3 separate regions of the Mus musculus genome follow, and regions 2 and 3 are each linked to region 1. A link is a loop called in an ENCODE intact Hi-C map of the cell type or tissue named here. Cell type or tissue: heart. All regions are shown on one strand.

Region 1 (8,000 bases):
TGCCCAAGTGTCCACAGTTTTCCACCAAGACTCCAACAACCCGAGCAGCACTAAGCCAACTGCCCACCGACCCGCGTGCACACACCGCCTCTGCCCACGCACCACGGTGCCCTGCACACTCACCTCCTTGGCCACCGACTTCTGCAACCTGCCTCTCTGCTCCAGCTGCAAAGAGAGGAAGGAGAGGAGTGAAGACCTGGGGGAAGGCCCAGCCTTCCGCCACACCCACACTAGCCCTCGCCCTCCAGACTCACCACATCCTCCTTCAAGCGCCCGGCCACCTGATCCTCCTCGAATGCACGGGCTTCAGCCTTCTCCTCCTCTGTGCAGGACAGAACGGTCCACATGATCCCAGGCTGCAGTGCCCTTCCCTCCTCCATCCCAAGCATCCATCCCAACTCAACAGTGCTAATCTTATAGGAAGCTCCTGGTGCCTCCACGGTCAATGCCTGCCTTTGTTTAGACTTGAGCTTGGCTTCGTAAAGGTCTAGTCTGGCCCAGAGCGTACTGGCCCATTAGAGACCTTAGCCACCCTCTGCAAGGTACCCAACACCAGCAGCACTAGTGACAATGGGGACCTACGTGACTGACACATCAGGTGCCTGGGGTTGCAACAGGGGCAGCAGGCAGGCTCTGCGGGAGACCCTGGCCTTCATCAAGCCCCTGGCTCACCTTGCTGCCTGAGTTGTTCAAGGTAGAGTTTGGCCAAGCGTAGCTTCTTTTCCTGTGCGGTCTCTTCCAGCTCTTCCTCCTCCTCTTCCTCTGTTTTCCTTGGAGCCAAGCTGTGGGGAGAAGGGATGGGGTCTAAAGGGATGGCCCCCTCATCTGGCCACTAGAACTGTGCTTCCTCGAGGCCAGCCTTGCCCATGCCAACCCTCAGGGCCAGCGACACATGCATGTGACCTCACGACTGGAAGGTCCCACTCAGTGTCCAACACAAGGTCATCAAAACAGCCAGCTCCCCCCAACACCAGGAAATGATCACATCTCAACAAGGGAAAGAGAAGATTCCACAAGCTTCTATGAGAAGCCAGGTTGTACACAAAAGATCAGAAGTCAAAGGTGGCAGGCCTGCAGACTTAGCTTAGCGGCGGACTAAACAAGAATCCTTGAGGCCCTGGCTCAACAGCCAGTCCAGGGAAGAGGGGAGGAGGGAAGGGGAAGAAGAGGAGGTGAAGAGGAGGTACCAGGATTTATGGTGACAAATGAAGACATTGCCCTGGGTATGGCTCAGTGACAGAGCGAGGTCCTGAACTCAGTCACCATGCTCTAGAAAACCGCACTGTCAAGCCAGGCACGGTGGCACACCTAAAATCCTAGAATTTGGAAGGCGAAGACAAGGAGACTGCCACAAGTTCAAGGTCAGCCTGAGCTAGAATAAGACAATCTCTACAAGTCCCAGCTAAGAAGACATGGTCAGGTACATAGTAACAGAGAACTGGTCCTGTCCTTCTACTGAGCTTCCCAAGCTAAGGGACAAAGGCACAAGGCACAGGGCGCTGCAAACAGGGAACCCAGCATGCAGAACAGAGAACGCAGATGCCAGGATGACAACCACTCCAAGACACAGACATATTGGGGTACCCTAGGCTTGCTGCCCTGCACCCTCCTTGTACCCCGAGGACTAGGTTCCAAGTGAATCCTAAGTAGTACTGACTAAACCACGTGTGATGGAATTTCTTGCTGTCCCTTCTAGGCCCCAGTGTCCGTGAGCCAGCTCAGGACACTCCCTTCACTCACAGACAGGTCCAGCTTAGACCTGTTTCTGGGAGCTTAGGTAGGTGTTTCGAACTCTCAGCCAGCAGACCAAGACAGCTGCACCCCTAATCACAAGCCTGCAGACATCCCATCAGCTACCTGCTGTCGCCCAGCACCCTGCCCAGGACTTCCTCCAGAAGGGACTTTAAAACCCATCAGGAATAGCAGTGTCCTGGGGCATGTCCCAGCACTTGAGGGCAGAGGCAGGCAGGTCTCTCTGAGTTTGAGGCCAGCTTGGTCTACATAGCGAGTTCCAGGGCAGCCAGAGTTACAAAGTCCCTGCCTAAAAGAACAGAACAAAAAACCATGTCTCAGGAAAGTCAAGGCCAGACCTTGGCCCAGAGTTATGTCCTTTCTGAGTGCATCCAAACCAATCAGTCTCTTACTTCAGGGCCCACACACAGAAAAGCAGACTAGAGTTAGAGGTGTGGCGGCTCAGCAGGTAAAGACACTTGATGCTGAGACCTTATAAACGGCATTTAGCAATTCTGCTTTTTTGTTTTGTTTTGTTTTGTTTCCCAAGACATATTTTCGCCACGTAGCCCAGGCTGGCCTCAAACTCACAGATCTGTCTGCCTCTGCCTCCTAGGTACTGAGGAATTAAAGGTGTGCGCCACCACGCCCAGCACCACTTTTTGTTTAAAAAAAAAATCCCTTTTGAAAGAAAAGCTGTTTCAACCCTGAATTTAAGGTGTGTACGCATTTATTTTTACTTTCACCCAAGTTAGATCAGCAGAAGAAAACTGAGTGGTGCTTCTGTAGTTATCACATTTATTTCGTGACACAAGTTAAAAGACTTAAGAGGTGGTAAAGAATGGGCTGGAAAAAAATGGCTCATCGGCTAAGAACTCCTGCTGTTCTTACAGCGACCCTGGGTTCAGTCCCAGCACCCCTCAGGTGGCTCGCTCGCAACCCCCTGATGTGACAGTTCCAGGGGCTCCAATGTCCTCGGTCTCCCATGGGCATCAGCATGTACACACACACACATAAATAAATAAATAAATAAATAAATAAATACCCAAAGTGTTTAGCACAGGTCCTGGAGGCAGAAGCAGGCAATGTCTTTGAGGTTAAGGCCAGCCTGATCTATACAGGTTGTTCCAGGACAGCCATGGCTACGTGGAAAAACCTTGCCAAAAAAAAAAAAAAAAAGCTGAGCAAATTAAGGCACCACATATTCACTTTTAGAAGCAGAACTGATAGCCAGGTCTGTAATCCTGGCACTCGGGAGGCAGAAGCAGGCAGATCTCTTAAGTTCACGGCTACCCTGGCCTGTACCTATCACCTGCCGGTTTATCCTTTCTTCCTTCCACCCTGGCACACTAATACCCCAGATTTGTCTCTGGTCCCTGAACCTCTTCCCTACCGCTCCAGGACACTCCTCGTCTCTCCAGGCTCAACTTTTTAAAAGGCTTCTTCTGTTCTCACAACACATGTCTCCAAGATACACACCTGCAGACACTGACACGGCCTCTCTCCACTTGCCTGCTCACCCGTGTTCGCAACAGTGAAACAAGACCCTAATGTTAGGAAGGCTACATATGTGACAGTACAAAGCTGAAGCCTAGGATCATTCGAACCCAGGAGATCAAGGCCACCTTGGGCAAAACAACAGAGACCTCATCTCAAAAAGGTGCCCAAGGACACCAGTCGTTGTGGTACTGTGTGAAGATGGAATTAAGAACAGGAGGATGTGTTCTGTACCGTTCTCTCCTTGCCTCTCAATCAATCCAGACCTGTGCCTGCCTCCATGTCATAAAGCGAAAAAAGGTCCCAAGCTCTCCCTCCCACAGGAGCCCAGCGTCTTCCCCATAGACACATCAGAGATAAACGACGATATCTCACTGCCGGAAACTGGAGGGTAGACCCAGGATCTCGAGCCAAACACCCAGCTCTGTTGCCAGTCGCACTGAGTCTTCTAGTCACCACGAGCCTCCGTTTATCCTTCCTCCCGGTAAAAACTCACCTCTCGCTCTCAGAATCGCTGGAAATCTCTTCATTCATTTTGCCGCCACCCTTGGACTTGCCCCTGTCCGCAGCAGAGTCTACCTGGAAATCAAACGATCCTCTCTTGGTCACGAGGCCCAGGACTGAGAGAGGCAAGTAGCACCTGGCCCTGGCCAAGTAGAAGGTTTCCCAGGATTTGGTGGATAGAAGAAAAGAGATGTAGGCTTCCTTCTGACGGAGCCCTTGGCAAAGATACTTGCCCCGATGGGGGCCCTGGGATGGAACGATGGCTCTCCCAGGAGCTAGATCGGTCGCGCCCAAGAGTACACCATGCTCACCTTTCGCCGCCGCTTGCCGGCCACCGGAGCCGCCCCGGGCCCGGGAGCTGGCTTTGCCCGCTTACGAGTTGCCACGGCGGTCGACATACTGTTCAAGGTGCCGCTACCCCGAAGAACTCACATGGCTGCTAAACCCCAGCCGCATGGCAAGACCCGGAGCCCTGATAGGTTCCCACGGCGCAGCGGGCCCCACCTTCCGCAGCTCCATTGGGCCCTTGAGAAGATCCTGCCACGCCCCCAAACGTCTATTGGACCGACGCAGCTGGACACGCCTTCAAGAGCTCCTATAGGCTCCGGCGCCAGCCTGGAGTAGGAAGCAAGTCTCTCTTGCGATTTCCGGCCTGGGCCTGTGGCGCTTGCGCTCTGCTAACGCCTGACTAGCAGGGAGGGGTGGGGCCAGGAGGGCATGCGGTGCTTGCGTCTTATGGCCACAAGGTGGAGCCAGAGGTGCGGGGTTCTGTGATTTTTCCGCTGGAACAGCGATTGAAGCTAATACAACCAGACTCTAAAACTTAAGGAATGGAATTCAGGCAGCTCTGGAGAGGAGACAGCATCCGAACCCAGAGCCAAAATCACCGGGCAAATAATGGATATATGCTGTATGTGCCTAGTCAAAGCTGCATGAGGGGCCAGTCAGTCCGAGCGGCTTTGGATACGTCTACATTACTGTCATTTCATCTCTGGGACTGGCCACCAACCTCAGCCTACCCAGCCTCTGACTCACCCCACTAGCGGCCAAAAGCTGGAATTCTACACCACCCCCAAGCTCTTTCCCCTCCTCACGTGATTGCTGGGAAATCCCTACCAAAAACTAGCTGAAGGCTCACGAAGGGTCGCTAGATGGGATCCCAGACTTGGAACTTGTTTCTTAGGAGGCACATTCAGCATTCCTGATACCGGGCTGGATAACAGCCACCTCTTCCAGGGTCCTGTTTCATTTGGGTGAGTGTCCTTTGGCCCTGCCCTAGAGTCCTCTGCAGGGCAGGGAAGGGTGAGGTTAAAGTGGCTCTTGCTCTCTCTGGCACTTGAAAGCCTGAAACTTTGGCTGGCACCCCAGAACTCAGGACTGTTAGCAAAAGGCTACACCACTTGGTCCTAAGCTCTAGAGAGGTAGATCCAGCTGCAGAAGGGCAACTTATAGGGTCCTTCCCCTGTAGCTCAGATGATTCAGCCCAGCAACCTAGCCAGATGACTGACAGGAGGAGGAAATGTTCTAGAAGGGGAAGGGCCCCAGCGTGGGTGGGGTGAGCCGGCTTTCACTTTTTCTGCTGCCTCGGGGAACACCTCGAGCCAACTGCTTCCTAACTCCAGGGTGGGCAGAACTGACGGGCTCTAAGCTTCTGCATCTCTGAGGTACAAAGTGCAGGTTTGGAGATGGGGATATGTAAACCAAGGAGTAGGAGGCCAGCCTCCTAAAGGGCAAATCTGAACGCTCCCTACCTCTTGCCCCAGGAGAACCATGGCTCCAAAACGAAAGGCCTCTGTGCAGACTGAGGGCTCCAAGAAGCGGCGACAAGGGACAGAGGAGGAGGACAGCTTCCGGTCCACTGCCGAGGCTCTCAGAGCAGCACCTGCTGATAATCGGGTCATCCGTGTGGACCCCTCATGTCCATTCAGCCGGAACCCCGGGATACAGGTGAGCTGAAGCCATGTTCAGACCGCAGCCTTTTTGTTTGTTTGTTTTTGTTTGCTTGTTTTGTTGTGTTGTTGTTTTTCAAGACAGGGTTTCTCTGTATGGCCCTGGCTGTCCTGGAACTCATTTTGTAGACCAGGCTGGCCTCTGGCCTCGAATTCAGAAATCCGCCTGTCTCTGTCTCCCAAGTGCTGGGATTAAAGGCGTGGGCCACCACCGCCTGGCAGACCACAGCCTTCTTTCTCCTCCTTGGGTTCTCTGTTCTAGCCAGGGATTGCGTACCTGTCTTCTGAAGACTGCCAAGGTGGGCTGTTATTCCATTGGGTCAAGGTGTACCATGTCTGACCATCAGACACTAGGGTGCATCACACTCAAGGAAGGGGCCTGACTCAATTTCCCCCGGGACCCTCTTCCGTGTTCCCTCAAACTGAGCCCTCAGGGCAGAGCCAGGTCTTTTTTCAGATTCCCCCACCCAGGAAGCAGCTGCATCCTCTCCAAATTCCCAAGCCCACAGCAGGGCTTCATCACATCCAGTCAGACTGTGACCCTGCCCCCCAAGGGCAGAGACACCCAAGTGCCAAAGACAAGGCCCCCCCCATGATGTTCCCTGGTGTACACACCCAGCCCACGCCCCACGGACTCACCCTACACAGGTCCACGAGGACTATGACTGTACCCTGAACCAGACCAACATCGGCAACAACAACAACAAGTTCTATATTATCCAACTGCTGGAGGAGGGTAGTCGCTTCTTCTGCTGGAATCGCTGGGGCCGCGTGGTGAGCGAGCCATCGCCCGGGCTGCCCTCCCCCATCCCCCCTCCCCCCCTTGGGCATCCAAAGAGCTGGCTTCGTCTGCAGCTGTTTGGAGGGCCCAGCCCAGAGACCAGCAAATCTTGCTGGTGGACACACCCCTGAAAGTTGTCCCTTGCAGGGAGAGGTGGGCCAGAGCAAGATGAACCACTTCACCTGCCTGGAAGATGCAAAGAAGGACTTTAAGAAGAAATTTTGGGAGAAGACTAAAAACAAATGGGAGGAGCGGGACCGTTTTGTGGCCCAGCCCAACAAGTACACACTTATAGAAGTCCAGGGAGAAGCAGAGAGCCAAGAGGCTGTAGTGAAGGTGATGGGGCAGCAGGGGGCAGCAGGGGGTAGAGGGGAGGGACTGCCTGCCAGCCCATCCTCCAGTCCCATCCTCCCTCTCTGGTCTCAGCCGAGGCCCTGCTCCCTGTGTGGGCATTCTGCCTAATGGCTGCTGCCCGAGCAGGCCTTATCTCCCCAGGTGTACAGCGGCCCTGTGAGGACCGTGGTCAAGCCCTGCTCCCTAGACCCTGCCACCCAGAACCTTATCACCAACATCTTCAGCAAAGAGATGTTCAAGAATGCAATGACCCTCATGAACCTGGGTGAGGAGGAGCTCTCTGCAGGGTGGCAGCTACCCCTGACCCCCACCCCCACCCCCACCCCCACCCCTGATCTCAGGGGCTACAGGGCTCAGCTCGTCCCTTCATCCCCCAGATGTGAAGAAGATGCCCTTGGGAAAGCTGACCAAGCAGCAGATTGCCCGTGGCTTCGAGGCCTTGGAAGCTCTAGAGGAGGCCATGAAAAACCCCACAGGGGATGGCCAGAGCCTGGAAGAGCTCTCCTCCTGCTTCTACACTGTCATCCCACACAACTTCGGCCGCAGCCGACCCCCGCCCATCAACTCCCCTGATGTGCTTCAGGCCAAGAAGGACATGCTGCTGGTGAGGGCTGGCCAGCCCAGAGAATACCAGGCAGCCTGGGCAAAGAGGAGAGGGGCACATGGCCACGTGGTCCAGAGGGACAGGCTGAGAGCCAAGAGAGGAGAGAGCTGGACAGAGAGATGGGGAGGAGATGGAATAGGCAGTGGGGTGTCTGTCACATGGGAGGGGCTGGGGCAGAAGTGGAAGCCCACAGGGCAGACAAGGTCCAGTGCCCGTTATCTTAGGTGCTAGCGGACATCGAGTTGGCGCAGACCTTGCAGGCAGCCCCTGGGGAGGAGGAGGAGAAAGTGGAAGAGGTGCCACACCCACTGGATCGAGACTACCAGCTCCTCAGGTGCCAGCTTCAACTGCTGGACTCCGGGGAGTCCGAGTACAAGGTGAACTCTGAACACCTGCCCTGGAGGTACCCTGGGAGCCCCTGGCTTGCAGCATTCCCTCCCATGTGCCCTGACCCAAGGAGCGCTCTGGAGCAGGAAGACCACAAGGACACTAGTCCACAAGTCTCCCACCTTTGGCCACTGGCCTTTCTTCTCCACAGGCAATACAGACCTACCTGAAACAGACTGGCAACAGCTACAGG
Region 2 (8,000 bases), 130 kb after region 1:
GCTGCTTTGTGAGAAACTGCCCCTGTGCTTTGGGTCCCCCTCACATGGTCACACAACAGTTTGGGCTGGAGCCTTCAAGTGCCTGTCTTGAGCAAATCGTTAGGAAGATGAGGTTAATGACAGGGAGCTGGGATGAGGGTGAGGGTGACTCACCGTGTACTTGCTTGCTCAGCGGGCTGGGTTTCCGGGATTCTGGGTAATCACAAACATCCACCCCGAAGCCTGTGCTGGCCTCCCTGTGACAGAGGAGGTGGCAGCTTTGGAATTTTTACCTCTTCACACTCCCAACTTCCTTCTTACCCCTGGAGATGGCTCCCGGTGGCAGGAGCTCTTGGACTAGGAAAATGAAGGCCACCTAGAATTTGAGCCAGAAAGACCCTGGAACCAAGTCCCCTGTCCCCACTGACACGAAGAGCCAAGTGCCAGGAAAGAGACCTGGCTGTCAGGGAAAGACAGGCATATGTTGTCCACACTCAGTTCGGCGTGTTTTATGGAGGCCAAGAAATAGGAGAGGACTTTTCAAGACCACAGAGCCAGGGCCTGTGACATGGATGAGGAACAACATCTCAACTGAGCTGCTGCGCTGCCCCTGCCCCAGATGCCCACTACCAGGAAGAAATCCAAAGATTTCAGGACAGAAGGCAGGAAACAGAGAGAGAGAGAGAGAGAGAGAGAGTTCCTGTGGAGACTATGAAATGGCCACAGGCCTTTGGGGACCTTGGAACCCACCTGTTAGGTGCCCCTGGGGGCAGTACTCAAAGATGAGGACAGATGGGCTTGCCATGTGTGCTGGCTAGTCTGGGTCAACTTAGGGTCATTTGGGAATGGGGGAGCCTCAACTGAGACGATGGTTCTATCATATTGGCCTACCTACCTGTAGGCAAGTCTGGGGTGCATTTTCTTGACTAATGATTGATGTGGGAAGGCCCAGCCCCACTCTGGTGCCACCCCTCAGCTAGTGGTCTTGGTTTCTATAGAAACGCTGGTTGAGCCATGGAGAGTGGGGGCAGTGTTTCTCCATGGCCTGCCTCCTCTTCAGTTTCTGCTTCCAGGCTCCTGCTTGGGTTCCTGCCCTGACTTCCCGTAGGGATGGACTGAGATCCGGCCGTGTCAGTCAAGTCAGCCTTTTCTTCCCCCAAGTTGCTCTGGGTCAGGAGTGGAAGCAAACTAGGAAACCACGGACTGCGATCAGGCTTGGCAACTCCTTCCTGGCACGGCGCTTATCAAAGCCCACCTGGCCTGCCACCATTGCTTCTCTGACAAGAAGTGCGGGTCCAAGCCCTGGAACCTGGAGAAGCTGGCCGTGGCAACTTAGGGGGACAGAGGGATAAGGACAGAGCACACTGGGGGTGCGAGCTATGGTTTGCCTTTCTGGGAGCTCAGTCATTCAATCCAAGATTTGGAGCATTAGTCAGGGTTTCTATTCCTGTGCAAACATGACCAAAAGCAAGCTGGGGAGGAAAGGGTTTATTCAGCTTACACTTCCATACTGCTGTTCATCACCAAAGGAAGTCGGGACTGGAACTCAAGCAGGTCAGGAAGCTGATGCAGAGGCCATGGAGGGATATTACTTCCTGGCTTGCTTCCCCTGGCTTGCTCAGCTTGCTTGCTTTCTTATAGAACCCAAGACTACCAGGCCAGAGATGGTCCCACCCACCATGGGCCTTCCCACTCTTGATCACTAATTGAGAAAATGCCTTACAGCTGGATCTCATGGAGGCATTTCCTCAAGGGAGGCTCCTTTCTCTGTGATAACTCCAGCTGTGTCAAGTTGATACACAAAACCAGCCAGTACAAAGCCTCTGGCTAAACTTCCAGAGGGGATGCTTTTGTGCCTGGCAGCAGAAGGGAGGGGGGAGGGTCAGCGCGGCTATCAGTAGAGTTGATAGGATCATTTGGGGAGATAAATACTGCAAGCAAGGCCCCGTTATATGACCTCCAACCTTGCAGGGTCCCGGAAGTCCACCCAGGGCCCTGTGTTGGCCCTTTCAGGCAGCCTAGGGTTTCTTCACAAGGGTAGGAGATGGCAGAGTAGCTGGTCAGCGCAAGAGAACTCTAGAACCCCACCCCAAACAGGCAGGTTCTGAGTTGGGTCTCATGATTGGTAGGGGGAAAAAAATCCTTTTGGGAGATCTTGGTCCTAAATGAGCTTTAGCCCTTTGTAAATCTGCCCTGGGCGTGGAAGTTACGATCTCCGCACATTCCAAGAACGATGTGAGGAGGCTGGGACCCCTGAGGTCCCTCCCTGGCAGCTCTGCTGAGGGAGGTGTGTGAGCTGCAGAGGCTCCTCCTGAGGGTAGCCCTCTTACCTTCTCACAGCGTCGACAGAAGAGCTTCAGGAAGGGAAGGTTTATTTGGTTCACAGTTGTCACAGTAGGGGCAGCCCGGGCTTGCAGCAGCCGGTTACTACCAACCCCCAGCCAGGAGGCAGAGAAGGATGGGGGGATGCTCTGTTCCCACTCCCACTTGTGTTTTGAGACCGGGTCTCACTGTGAGACCAGGCCCAAACTCAGAGATCCGCCTGCCTCTGCCTACTGGGTGCTGGAATTAAAGGCGTATGCTCCCATGTGGGCCTAGCTACACTCTGCCTGCCTCCACCAAAAGAGCCCATGCTGGGTGGCGGAGGCAGCATGGGAGGGGATGACAAGGTTGGCCACACAAGCAGTGCCCTTTGGGCTGGCTGCCAGCTAAGGCTCATGGGATGGGGTGCTTGTCTCCCGAGGCAGCTTCCCTGCCAGAGGCCACTGGGCTCCTTACACCGCAGCTTCTCAGGGCATCCTGGGAGCCCCCGGGTCTTCCCCACCTGCTGTCCCTGACAATAGGCTCTGCCATCTAGTGGGACTGGATGGAGCAACAGGTTCCCTTGAGCTAGTAGTCTGCACTGGGCGGGACAGCACCTGGAGGAACAGGGTCATTACTTCAAAACTCTATCAATCAGAGCCTCAGATTGGTTAGACCACAGTATTAAGGGGTACAGCTTGGGGTGGGTAGGACCAAGGTCTGACCCTGGAATTCAGCTTTCCAAACCTAATGGAAGCTGGAGGAGGCAACCTCCCACACTACGGTTTATCAGAAATCAACACAGATTGGCCCTCTTGCCAGCCTGAAGTCTTAAGACATTCAGGCTCTGCTTCTCCTGGAAGCTGCAAGGGCTGGCTTTATTACCTACTGGTACTGACAGCTTCTGAGAAGTTCCAGCACTGAGACCCACCTTGGTGCCAGGCAGTAAGCTAGGCGGGTAAGGACCTCCCTGATTGGTTAAGCCCCAAGATGCTCAAGGCTGAAGGCACAAGCAACTCAGACATGGAACGCGCTCACTGTGGCTTTCCCAGTCCAGATGTGGAGGAAGAGGCCCCTGGAAGCCCTCATGAATGAATGGAAACAGAATGCCCGGGGTTTCCACATCCCTATGGAAGCCAGTTAAGAGGCTGTGGGTAGTACACAGGGCCTTTGGCTATCCTTGCAAACAAGGGTATCCTTGGTCTCTGAGCACTCCACTTCCTGCCACTGCTGTGACTCTCCCTTTAGGGACCTTGGGATGGGAGGGCTGAGTGGGTCTTACCCAGAACAAGCCATTCCTGCACAAGATCAGGCAAAGCAGTCTGCATTTTCAGATTCCTTTACTCTCATGCTATAGAAAGGAGGAAGCCATGGGTCTTGGTGAATATATGTGGTGACAGGAATTAAGGGCATTGCAAAGGCTCTACCTATCCCATCCAGCTTGTCCTGAACAAACCTAACCCGGGTGGGTCCCCTGGGGGGCTTTGGGCAGGGGGAGGGGTCAAATGGAAAGAAATTCTTGGCTCGTCTAAGGAAAGAGAAGTCAACTTAGAAACCAGTCGGGAGGCTGAAGGTGAGGTAAATGAAGACCTAGCAAGGGGAGAGAGAGAGAGGAGTGAGAAGAGAGAGAGGAGAGGGAGGGAGGGAGAGAGAGAAGAGAGAGAGAGGAGAGAGAGAAAGAAAGAGAGAGAAGAGAGAGGAGAGGGAGGGAGAGAGAGGAGAGAGGAGAGAGAGAGAGAGAGAGAGAAAGAGAGAGAGAGAGAGAGAGAGAGGAAAGACCACCATCTTAGGATTCTGAGTTTGTTAAACTGCATGTGGCCCTGCCTTCTGGGTCTCCAGTCTCCTTTTTGTGTGGCTCTGCCCACTGGGAGCGTCCCATTGTCAGATGGAGAGGCTCCAGGTACAGACAGCACTTGCAGGGGTGGGGAGGAGGGCACCCAATCCCAGACTGGGTAAGATGTGGCTCTCTCAGGTGGGATCCCTTTATTTATTTACTCAAGTCCCCATACAAATCCCTGGCCTGCTGTCCCCCCAATCACTGAGCTCCTGATCCTTGCTCCCCTCATCACGGTGGCGTTCTCTGCATGATTAGCTGCTGGTTCTCCAGGCACTGCTTCAGCCTGTCTTCTGTTAGTGTCAGTCGCTGTTCCAGAATGGACACTGTCTGCAAAAGAAAAGGTATCAGGCTCAGGATGGAAAGCCTGCCTCGCTGCCCTAGGAGTCAGTATAAGCCACTTCAGCCTGGTACCCAAATACCAGGTGCCTCGCTTCCCGCCAGTGGGCTATGCTTGGCCTTTCATGCCCTCTGCGCCCGTCTCTGGAGTTTGTGGGCAGCAAGAGAGAAGACAGAGGACAGATCTCATAGCCTCCAGTCGTTTCCCCAAGACAGCCATGGTCTAAGGAATCCTGAGCCCTAGTCTGGTACTCCTGCCCAGGACAGAGGCCTCCCTCCATGCTAAGGGCACTTCTTCGGAGGCTGGCAGGAAAAAGCTGGGAAGTCAGTCCTCACCTCACCAGCCCAAGCCCAGAGGGTGGGGGCTCTACTTGTGTGGGTCCTATGAGGAGAGAGTGAGACAGTGCCACCTGGGGGTGAGGACTAGGGTGATCACTGGCAAGTGACAATGCCTCATGGAACCACTTCCACACACCCAGGGTACCTAAGGCTATGTGTACTTCATGGACCAATATCAGTCTTGCAGACAGGGCTCCCACAAAAGCTGTGGAAATCTGTCTACCTCCCCTGGCTTTGGGCAGCTGTACACTTGGCAGAGAGCTGTCCCTCTGCGTCTCACCTACCCTACCAGGCTGAGCTGACCGGTCATCTAATTTCCATCACTGAGGGTTGCTGAGTGCCTACTGCACTCGTGAAGACACGGTCCCTGCACGGAGCGCAGCAAGCTTGGCTCCCACTGTCACTGGAGTGAAAGGCCAGGGAACGTTTCTCAACAGAGATCATCTCATTCCCTGAGGCTCCACGAGGGCTTGAGATTCATCCAGCAGAAAGGAGTTTTTCATATACTTAAGAAAACAGACATTTGGAGAAAGAGTTTCCCCTTCAATGCAGCAGCTATAAATTCTCACAGCATCCTGTGTGGATGTCAGCTGTCATAGAGGGTGCTCCATCTGATGGCTGGCCTCTTCTGCATGAGCTGGCCAGGGATGGGAGGACTCTGTACTCTAGATCATAGGACAGAACCTGAAAAATCACTGCCTGTAGAACAGGAACTGGACCCCCGAGGCAGAGCTAAGCTCAAAGAACTCCTCACATCTTCAAGTTGGCCAGCCAAGGACGGAGAAACGGAGGAACGGGTCTGCATCTCGTAAAAGCGGCAGTGGAAACAGCCCCTGGCTGGCCCAAGCAGCATTCCTGCGAGTTTCCATTGGCTGCTGTCAAACTCTCAAACTGCCAGAATCAGTCTCCTTCCAGACCCTTTCCGACAGACAGTCGGGACTCAAGGCCACAGTGGGGGAGCAGGACTGATGGCATTTCCTTTTCTGCCTTCTTTTTCTTTTTTCTTCCCCCTTTAAACTTTTAATAGGAACCCAATTTCCAAACGCAGAGACTGTGGATCTAAAAAACAAGATTTGCTGGGCCAATGGCAGTACTGGGGCCTCTCCTTGGTTCCATAGGAGGGAGGCCCATACTTTAGCCCAGCAGGGATGTGGTCCTTACATGTGTCCATATTAGATTAAATGGAATAATGGAGGGTGGCAGGCCCACTGGGGACACGTTTGCGTACAGTTCTGAAGGGGACTCCTTGCTTTGAAGCCTCACTGTATGTACGTCAGACCTCAAACTTGTGGCAATCCTCCTGCCTCAACCCTTGCAGTGCTGGGATGAGAGACAAGAACACCATGTCTGGCAAGGGATGCTTCATAGTGTGCCCCTCATACTTGCACTCCCCTCCCCACTACCATTCTCAGGCTTCCCTCCCTGCCAGGTCAGCTTGATGAGTCGAGACATCTTTGCATCTGGGCCACACTTTCTCTGTCTGCTCTGCCCGAGTCGGGTGGCAGTCACCACCAGGAATAACTAACTATACAGTTCCAGATACGTTGCTGGGCTTGGGCAGGAGGGGCTTTCTAGGTACCGGTGCATTAGATGCTCTCTGGCGTTCTTTGTTTGATAGTTTCCCCCTCAATGGATCCCATTCCAATAAAACACGTGCATTCATTTTCACTAAGAACAAGGGTTCCCATGACAGAACTGGGCCCTGGGAACCACGTCTTCACTTCCACTGCGGTATCTGTGTGAGACTGTAACCCACTTTAATTCGAATTGTGTATCTTTCCAGAAAAATTCTAGATTTTTTTCTTCTTCTTTTTCCTTTGTTTTGGGACAAGGTCTACTGTAGCCTAGACTGGCCTTGAACTCTATGAAGTTGAGTATGGCCTTGAACTTTTCCTGCCTCTTCTTCCTAGTGCTACCATCATGAGCTACCATCATGCCTGATTAATACCCAGTTAGGTGCTGGGCATCAAATTTAGGGCTTTGTGCACACTAGATATATGACTACCAACTCATCCCCAGTGCGTGATGCTGTTTTCTTCCCCAAAGGAGAGGATTTTCCCAGCAGTGGACAGGCCCACCAGGATCTCACACACACACTTAGCCTGGTGATATAACTAAGCAAGCCCCTGGCCGGGGTCTACACAGGTCACAGCACTGGAATGGTTGGGAGAGGCTGCTGCCACTTTGCCAGGACCCAGAGGAGGAAGGACAAAACATCTGGGGGATCATGGTGGACATCTGGGACTTCCTTGATAAGGACTAACCCTAGCCACTTCATATGGCCTTTTCATAGTGGGACTTTTACCTGTAGGAGCACATGTCTACACCAGTGTCAGGGACTCAGGGCTTGGTAAGCATGTATTGCATCAGTGTCCAGAGGACGCTGACTGACTGCGCAGTGCCTTTCAGGGGAGCCTGGTCACACAGACGGCTAGCTGCTCACCTCATTTCAACCCCATGGGAGTCTCCTGTCACTGAGGGTCTGATCTGTCTGAGCTGGGACACAAGGCCATCCCTGTCCCTCAGGATGTGAATGGGACCTTAATAAAAGTAAACCCATGGGGGCTGGAGAGATGACTCAGAGGTTAAAAGCACTGACTGCTCTTTCAGAGGGCATGAGTTCAATTCCTAGCAACCTATGTGGTGGCTCACAGCCATCTGTAATGGGATCCGATGCCCTTCCCTGGAGTGTCTGAAGACAGCTACCATGTACTCACATACATAAATCAATCTTTTTTTTTTTAAAGTACACCTGCAATATTGGTACACCACACTCCATAGCCTACCTGCCTTGACGTTCTTTAGTACAAAGGTGGATAAGACCTGGCCTTCCAGTCCCTCAGATGGAAGTGTGTCAGACCAAGTTGCAGGTGCCCGGGGGCAGAACATCTATCACAACTTCCAGCCCCAAGTTCTAAGCATGCACAGCCCAAAGAGAAGGTGGAGGCCTCCAGAGCTCCTGACTCCGCCAGCTGGCCGGCTGGCCTTGTCACACAGCTGGTAACACCGAGACACACTTTCTCCATTGCCAGCTTCCTCTCCCCAAACCTCAGGCAAATGGTCTTTAATTTGCCTAAACACCTAGGTTTGGAATTTTCACAGAAGCCATAAAAGGAAAAAAAAATGTTGGGTTGGTGAGATGGCTCCTCAGGTAAGCCACAAGACTGCCATTCTGAGTGTGATCCTTAGAATCCACGGGTGAAGGAAA
Region 3 (8,000 bases), 170 kb after region 1:
TAAGGGGCAAAGGGTATCAGAGCGGCAGCACAGTTACTTCTCCATGACTTGAGAGTAAGCCATCCTGCCACCCACAGGCCCCTCATTAGGCATTGCCTCTGAGTCAGATAGCCTCTGGGCAGGAAGGGCAATACACAGCCAATCTGAAGGAAATCCAGCTGCTAAAGGTGAAGAGTCTTTTCTTATTGTTTACCAATATCTCTAGGAGAGTCTGAAATCTGATAGGCCAAACAGCATTCCTACAAAATGGTCTAAGAGCTGAGAGCTCTGGTCCACATCTTCTGGTGGGAATCCAAACCTGACCCAAGTGAACAGAACCCTTGCGCAGGCTCCTAGAGCAGCCTACCTCAGTTCCCACAGCCTCACCCCACGCCTCCCAACCTCTTTCTCTCTGGGCTCCTCTGAAAAGAGGAGGTTTTGTAGTGATTCTCAATGGTGACACTGACAACAGCTGAAGACATTTCTGGTCGTCACAACTGGGAAGCAGGATGCTATTGGCATATATCAGGTAAGGCCAGGGATGCTAAAGACATCATGGTGCATGGGACTGCACTCAAAGAATATCTGCCCCAAATGCAGATTGCAACCTAGAGTTACTGGAAGGATGGGATGTGGGCAGAGATGAGGCGTGGAAGCTTGTCAGACCTGGTTCACAGGACAGAGCAGAGTGCCTGAACTCCCCTGAGGAGCCAAGCTCTCTGGCCATGTGGGGACCTAAGTGCCAGGGAAGAAGGGAACTCACTGCCCAGCTCCCTTCCTACCTCAGGAGAGAACCTAGCCATCACAGTTTTGAAAAAACTTACTGTTTCCAGCATAGGAGAATGAAAAACTTGTGGCGGTGGATGCCGACGGCTTACTAAGACTGACACTGACACATGGTTAAAACGGTCAATTTATATATATATACACACATATGTATATATGTATATTATGTGTGTGTGTATATATATACACATACATACATACATATATATATATACATATATATATAAGAATGAATGAGAGATCTCCATATATACCCCTACAATAAAACCGAGCAGAACAATACCCTGGGCTGCCTTCTTTTTCCCCCCCCCGAGAAACCAACCCCTCAGGCAGCATTAGGTGTGTGTGTTGGGGGGAGGGGGGCTGTCTAGAAGGCACACCTGTTCTCTCAAGGCTCTAGAAGGGATTTAAGACAAAGAACAAGAAGTTCCTATCTCAACCAAGAATAACGCTAAGATTACTGTGTCACTTTAGGTGCCTTCAAGACACACCTGTGAGTACTCTGAACCCCTGAAGAAATGGCGGCTTGGGAAGATGGGGTGCTTGCCCAGGACTACCCAGCAGGGTTCAGAGGCAGCTCCATGACACCAGAACTCATATCCTGTCCCCTGTTGAGTCCCATGTAGGGCTGCCTATTGGTGAGACTATAGCAATAGTCCTGATATGGGCCTCAAAGCAGATTGGGGACAACTGGCTACCTTGAGTCCTGTTGAGCCCTTCACTTCCAGTTCTCCATTCTGTCATGCTGGCTTCCTCTACCCACGTGACTACACCCTAGACTCTCAGGCCCTGAAGCTCTGGGAAACAAGGCGGGTGTGTTCCCCGTTCTGAGTGGGGCTGAGGGACAACAGGCAGTTTGTCCAAGTTAGTTTCCTAATAACTATAACAAAAAAAAAATACAGGCAATCTCACTAGTCATCAAAACTACAATGAGATTCCACCCCAGTCCTGTCAGAATTGACAATAAGAAACAAACAACAAATGTTGGCAAGGATGGAGACAAAATGTCCACTTGTACTTCCCTGGTGGAAATGTAAGCGAGCAGCCACTGTGGAACTCAGAGTGGAGGCTTCTTAAACGACTAAAAGCAGATCTACTGTGTGGCCCAGCTCTGCCACTCCAAGTCCGCATAGCCCAGAGACACCTGCAGCCTTACTCACAACAGCTAAATTACAAAAAGAACAAAGCTATGTTGTTTGCAGGCAAATTGGTGCAATCAGAGTTGTCTGGATTAAATAAATCAAGGCAGTCTCAGAAAGGCCAATCCCAAATGTTTTCTCTCCTTTGCGGTTCTTATATTTACTATAAATTCATAAACTGTGTATATACATATAACATGAAAGTACAAGTTAAACTGTAGGGGCAAAGATAGTGACCAAGAGTGGGAGGAAGAGAGTGGAGAGGGCAGGGGGCAGGAGAAATACGCTCAATGCTTGCATGAAACTCTTTTTAATAATAATAAAATAGTAGTAATGTCAATTTTTCTTCCTCCTGATGCTAACCATCCCCCTGAGGCAGACAGCAGTAGCTTCCTAGGATGAGAACAGCTGTCAAGCAGCCCCTGCCACCAGCAGCCACCTGCATGATTACTTAGCCTTGCTCAGAGGACAGCATGGTTCCAGCTCAGAGTCTCACCTGAGAACTAGGGCAAGAACCGCCCACTCGCTCTGCAGGCAGTGAGCGCATGGAAAGGCCCAGCAGTGCTGGTCTCCCTGTAAGTGCCCAACAGTCAGGGAGCTGCAGGATAGAGGGCAGGATCCACACAGGACCCCAGCCTCACCATTCAAAGTGCTTTCTAGGCAGAAAAGGGATCGGCAGCAAGGAGAACACTGGGGCGACCCAGAGAGCCCCAAACAGCCCATAGCTCAAACACGGAACAGAAACAAAGCCTCCAGCCATGGTGGCTAGTCAAGGGAGAGATCCTTGGGGAGAAGACTGTAGGCACAATGTGGGCTACTCCAGAGGCAGTTCTAGTGCAGACTGGGCATGTGGTAGGAGAGATTCAGCCACTGCAAGCCCAGGACAGACCAGGAGGCTTCCTGGTTCTATTCTGAGTTCCAGCCTTGACTTGCTGGGGGTTTGGGCGAGCCGCTTCCTGTTGCTCAGGCCAGCTTCCTCCTGCCCAGGAGGCCACAGTGCTTCTCTGGCCCAGGGGGAAGAGAGGGTACATAGTCCATGGCCACAGAAGCTTAAAGCCTTGGGGTTTCAACCAAAGTTGAAATAAGTGATAGGTTTATCTAATGAGCCTTTATCAGCTATCATTTTTCACCCAGTTATTTATTTTACAAAATTAAAGATTCTTTTTACTCAGGAATACTGAATGTCCTTTTACCAACAAAGGTACTAAAAATGGTTGTGGCTAATGAACTTCCTCTCCATGGTTTAAGGGGAAAAAGAAAAAAGAAGTGAGACTAACCAAACCAGGGTCTTTCCCATCCGCCCGTCCCAGCTGAGCCCTCTAGGAACCATGTACGTGGGTCCTGTGATCGAAGGAAGGCCTGGCATGGGACAGGTCCTTGTGTGCCTTGGCCTACTCCAGCAGCAGCGCATGCCATGACAGTACCCCCACCAAAAGGGCCAGCATCCTGTACCCTAAAATTGTTCTGCTGCCTTTATGTCTCCTTTGTTCATTCTGGGTTGGCACCAAGGCTCAAAGTGTTATTTGGTAGACCATACCAGGGTTCCTTTCTCGTGACAGAGAAGCCTCCAGGCCCCCTCATCTCCAAGCCTTGTGCTGATCACTGTGACTATCTCAGAGTCACATGGCTCAAGACCTAACTGCCAAACCACTTACCAGAGTTCCAGAAGAGCTGGTTAGGGGTGGGGGCCTCCGTGCCTTCATGTCTCCATAATCAACAATGTCAAAGTTACTCTTCCAGACCATCACCTGCCAAGAGCAACAGGCAGAGGTGAGAGAGGTAATTGAATTAACCCCAAAGTTCTCAGCAGTAGTGGCTCCCACCTGATAATGCCAATTCAACTCTGGGCCCTGCCCCATATCCCTGATGAGGAGTCTCTGGGGACATTTGGCACCAGGATGGGGTATCACCATGTAGCACGATTAGATCTTAGCACCTGTTTGTCCCTCTACCCAAGTGCCATAGACGTCTCAATGTCAGAATCACTATTAAATCCCTTTGTTTCCTTTCCTTGTTTATCATGTCGACCTGGAAAGGAAGGCTTGAGGGTAGTGGCTTGCCCATGACACTCTGTGAAGTCATGAAGTCATGAAGATAAACTCCAGACCACACTATTGGACAAATGGCCTGACTCCAGCCCCTTACTGTGAGGCCTTAGGAGAGGGATTCAGCATTTGTCTTGTGCCCTCTTCTGTGAAAAGATCCCAGCTCCCACCTCCCAGAGCTGCTAGGAGGCTCACAGGACACAATGGGACACAGTCACTGGCATCATGGAATGGACAGTAACACACTTATTATTTTAAGCCCAATAAGTTTAACAATAAGAAAAAAACCACTCTTAGCCAGGTATGGTAGCATCTGCACTGGAGGCGAAAGCAGGCAAATCTCTGTGTTCAAGGCCAAGTTGGTCTCCACAGACCACCCAGCACTAAAGAGTGAGATCCCACGTCAACGTAGCTACACAGACAGACAGACAGACAGACAGACAGATAAGTTTGATTCCAACATAGCTACTATAACCTCTGTAACTCTAGTACCAGGGGATCCGACGGCCTCTTCTGGCCTTCACAGGCACTGCATAAATATGATACACAGGCACACATAGAGGCAAGGAACACCTATTCTCATTTCTAAAAGAAAGCTAAAGATACAAAAATAAATGTCAAAAAAAGTCTCAAATAAATAACTAACCACACTGTCTTCCAAAAGAGGATAATGCCTAAAAGCATATCACAAAGGCTGGGAGAGTCACCCTGCCAGGAAGCAAGAGCACTCCCTAGTGGTGGCTAGAAGCCATGGCAGCCGGGCGCTGCTGGCTTCTCTTTAGGGAGGGTGGCTCGGCCATCAGAGGAGGAATCAGGCAACAGTGGTGTCACACAAGAGCCACCACTCTATCACTCTAGAAGATGTGACATGTAGATGCCACCCCACTGGGACACAGCAATGCACATGACTCCTCCAGAGGCTCCTCACAGTTACCCACCACTGTTCATACCTCCCAGAGAGATGGGCATACAGATGGGTACCTCATCTGCCATTTTACAAACTGAATGTTGGCATACACATGCCACATGGACAAGATCCTTACATAACTGTGGAGACCTAACATTACCAACAACAGAGTGGCCAGCACGAAGGTAGACATAACACCAATGTCACCCCAGAAAAACAAGAACAAACTGTAAAAAGGTGAGGAATTGGCAGCCTCGCTGTCTGAGGAAAACCACAGCCAGCTTCTTGTGTCGGTGACTCTGTTTTACCCTGGCTTTTAGCATGCACATCTACTACCCAGTCAACTCGAGCGTCCGCCATACAGCTCTGCTTGTAAACTCACTGGAGGCTCGAGGCTTTCCATGGCCTTCCTCCTCTTTGGCTGATAGCTAAGACCTAGTGATGGAGTGGGAAGATACAAGCTGGCTCTTATGTAGGCTGTGGACAAAGAGCCTTTAGTTAACCTCTGCTTTACTGGAAAATCAATACATTTTACTGTAGCTGGGACTTACGGAAGGCCAACAGGACTTGTCTAGGCTGAGCACCCAGAGGATGAACATCCTCGGCAGCCCACCAGATCAAGCGTGTTGGTGGCCACTACTCTTTCCTCCACTGTGCTCGGACAAAGGGGCCTGTGTATGCTCTGGGAGACTGTTGACGGGTGCATCCCTCAGTGCTCCACACCTTTCCTGGGCCAGGCTCTGAGCTAGGCACCAAGGTCAGCGTACTTCCCTCCCCCAGCAGATAAGCCCGTGTGGTATTTAGCAGTCTGGGCAAAGAGGCACAGGAGTGACAGGATGAAGCCTCAGTGCAACTGGTGATGAGGTGGACAGGACTTCCTCTCTTCAGCTAAGGATACAGAAAACGCTGACCCTTTAGATGGGCAGTGAGCTGGGAAGGAAAAGGCAGCAGAGAATGGAGCAGAGGCTCCTGGGATAGGAGGCCCAGCAGTCAGATGGGCTTAGGGCCCATGCTGCCCTGCCACCAGCTAGGACTGTTTTCTCATCTATAAGAATAAAATAGGAAGACTCGCCCCACAGGACTCAGGAGAACTAAATGAGCTATGAAATCCTTGCCACACTGACGATATTACCAGATCTGCAGTAAGTAACCAGTAGTTCTTCACTGTTTATGCAATCAGGAAAAAAAAAAAACCTGAAAATCTAACTTTTTCACTATGATAATTAGTTCAAAGTCCTTCCAACCCATTCCAGTCTGACACACTTCCATGAGGTCACCCCCGAGGGAGCCTTGCTGGGAAGCAGCCAACACCTGGGCCCTGGGGGCCCCACCCACACTCCATCAGTTGCTGAAAGCCTCCAGCCTCCTATGGGGTTCGGATTCCTTAGGCCATTCTTTCTTACCTGCTCATCGGAGCCTCCAGAAGCGAAATACTCCCCCGTTCTTGAAAAGGCAACGGTGGTAGCAGGCCCCTAGCAGAACAAAGAGCAAAGGTCAGCAGGACATAGTGGCACACCAGTGATCCCAGTGCCGGGAGGTGGAGGTGGGGAGATCAGCAATTCCAGGCCAGCCTGGGGTACATGAGACCCTAACTCAATATATACCCTAAAACCCTCCCAAAAGGTCACTCTGAGTCTAACTGCACAGTTCCTGAGTGGCAGTGGCAGTGGGACAAAGGCCTGGGCACTCGTTCAGCACACGATCCTCCTCAGCCTCTGTCCCAGAAGCCTGCATGTGTTCAGGGACAAGAAGCACAGCTTGGGCCTCAGCCTCCAAACATCTCACTAGAGGCTAGGCTATGGGGTCAAGGGCAGGCAGAGGGGAGAGCGGGACACCCACCCTGGCAGTCTGGCCTGGCTGGCATCGTTTCCATAGCTTCCCCTGTGAGATTCACAGCTGAGATCAGCACTCACCTCTCTGGTGTAAGCCTAACACTGCCCTGCTGCAGCCCAGAGAAATGGGAGCCCCAAGGAGGAGCCAGTGGCTCGAATGAACAAGGCAAAGTCAGGGGTATGAACAACAAGAAGGGGGCTGAAGAGGGAAACCCTGAAGGTGCCTGGGTAGTGGACCAAATGACACCAATGTCTCTGCAATGCACATGCATTTTCCTTAAGTTTGGGCCTAACATTGGGTGATGTGCTGCTCTGGCTTCCTAGGGACTGACGGTCAGAGCGACCATCTAAAGGGGAGTGGCAAGTACATACTCAGCAGCACTCTCCGACAAGCACGCCCAGGTTGGGTTGAAGGGAGGAGCATCACGTTCTAATAGAGAAAGACCATTCCTCCCCATATGCCTGGAATCCATTCCAGAAAGATAAGCCAAGCAAGGAGCTGGTCACAGCCGCAGACGCAACCTTTACACGTCAACCTCCAGCGTCACATTTCCCATGGCAAGTGCCTGGCATGCTGCAGGCAAAACCAGGTCAAAGGTCGTCTCCTACATCTGTCACAAAGGTCATCTCAGCTCCTCTAGACCACCAGAGTGTAACAAGAATTGCCCACGCCGGGCAGTGGTGGCGCACTCTTTTAATCCCAGCACTTGGGAGGCAGGGGCAGGAGGTGGATTTCTGAGTTTGAGGCTAGCCTGGTCTACAGAGTGAGTTCCAGGACGGTCAAGGCTACACAGAGAAAAGACCTGCCCACAGCAGAGACCTTTAGCAGCATAGTCTGGGCTAGAGACTAGGGGAAGCTAGGGAGACTCCCTGCAGTCAGCATAGCTTAGGTTGGGAAGAGACCTCACAGCCATGAGCAGCTTCTCCTCGCCCAGGAGACAGGCAGGTTGAGCAGAGACAAGAGGGTACATGCCTGCTCACACTTCCATTTCTAGTTCTTTCTCTCAGAGGTGTTCAGAATGGAGTGAGAGACAGAAAGAGTCCCACATCAGCTAGCGATGGCTCAGAGCTCTGCACCTGCACTAACCCATCTCATCCCCAGAGGACGGTGTGTGCCTTTGCTACTGCAAGCTGGGGGAAACAAAGCCCAAGTGGATACAATACAAAGCCAACACCTACCTGTCACCCCCCTCTCCACACAAGTGGAGCCACAGGCTCCGGTGTACCCTATCCCTGGCAGCCCCAGGAATTCTAAGCTACGGTCAACTAAGATAACACAGACCCACTTTTACTGATAGGGAACACTGCCCAC

What was found. A loop is a pair of places that touch in the nucleus more often than their neighbours do. Peaks named below come from ENCODE experiments on the same cell type or tissue, not always from the same donor. Only the 100,000 strongest peaks of a DNase experiment are listed, where the experiment ranks them.
Region 2: it touches region 1 in a loop (6-fold over the local background); 3 of 42 quality-filtered maps call a loop at or near these places.
Region 3: it touches region 1 in a loop (8-fold over the local background); 9 of 42 quality-filtered maps call a loop at or near these places.

What each region holds. Positions count from the first base shown.
Region 1 is chr9:106,473,478-106,481,477 of GRCm38, reverse strand. Parp3 (poly (ADP-ribose) polymerase family, member 3) reads left to right here and starts at 4,529. Exons shown (of 11, transcript NM_145619.3): 1 at 4,529-4,985; 2 at 5,496-5,679; 3 at 6,330-6,455; 4 at 6,610-6,798; 5 at 6,958-7,081; 6 at 7,194-7,420; 7 at 7,645-7,797; 8 at 7,959-8,000. The coding sequence starts at 5,503. It overlaps Rrp9 (RRP9, small subunit (SSU) processome component, homolog (yeast)), which reads right to left and starts at 4,169. Exons shown (of 15, transcript NM_145620.4): 1 at 4,044-4,169; 2 at 3,725-3,807; 3 at 673-782; 4 at 255-322; 5 at 124-165. The coding sequence starts at 4,130. In heart, CTCF peaks have their summits at 4,467 (motif pointing right) and 6,792 (motif pointing right); DNase peaks (open chromatin) are centred at 4,249, 4,817, 5,017, 6,827 and 4 weaker places; H3K4me3 peaks cover 3,017 bases; H3K27ac peaks cover 3,575 bases.
Region 2 is chr9:106,346,126-106,354,125 of GRCm38, reverse strand. Poc1a (POC1 centriolar protein A) reads right to left here. Exons shown (of 11, transcript NM_027354.2): 11 at 4,235-4,444. The coding sequence ends at 4,346. Among named protein-coding and RNA genes, the nearest start is that of Dusp7, 19 kb to the left of the region's middle. RefSeq lists an enhancer at 1-22. In heart, CTCF peaks have their summits at 2,842 (motif pointing left) and 4,872 (motif pointing left); DNase peaks (open chromatin) are centred at 175, 2,695 and 4,875; H3K27ac peaks cover 4,376 bases.
Region 3 is chr9:106,303,593-106,311,592 of GRCm38, reverse strand. Poc1a (POC1 centriolar protein A) reads right to left here. Exons shown (of 11, transcript NM_027354.2): 8 at 6,260-6,328; 9 at 3,560-3,652. Among named protein-coding and RNA genes, the nearest start is that of Poc1a, 27 kb to the right of the region's middle. In heart, a CTCF peak has its summit at 4,673; DNase peaks (open chromatin) are centred at 1,552, 2,822, 3,242 and 4,702; H3K27ac peaks cover 2,073 bases.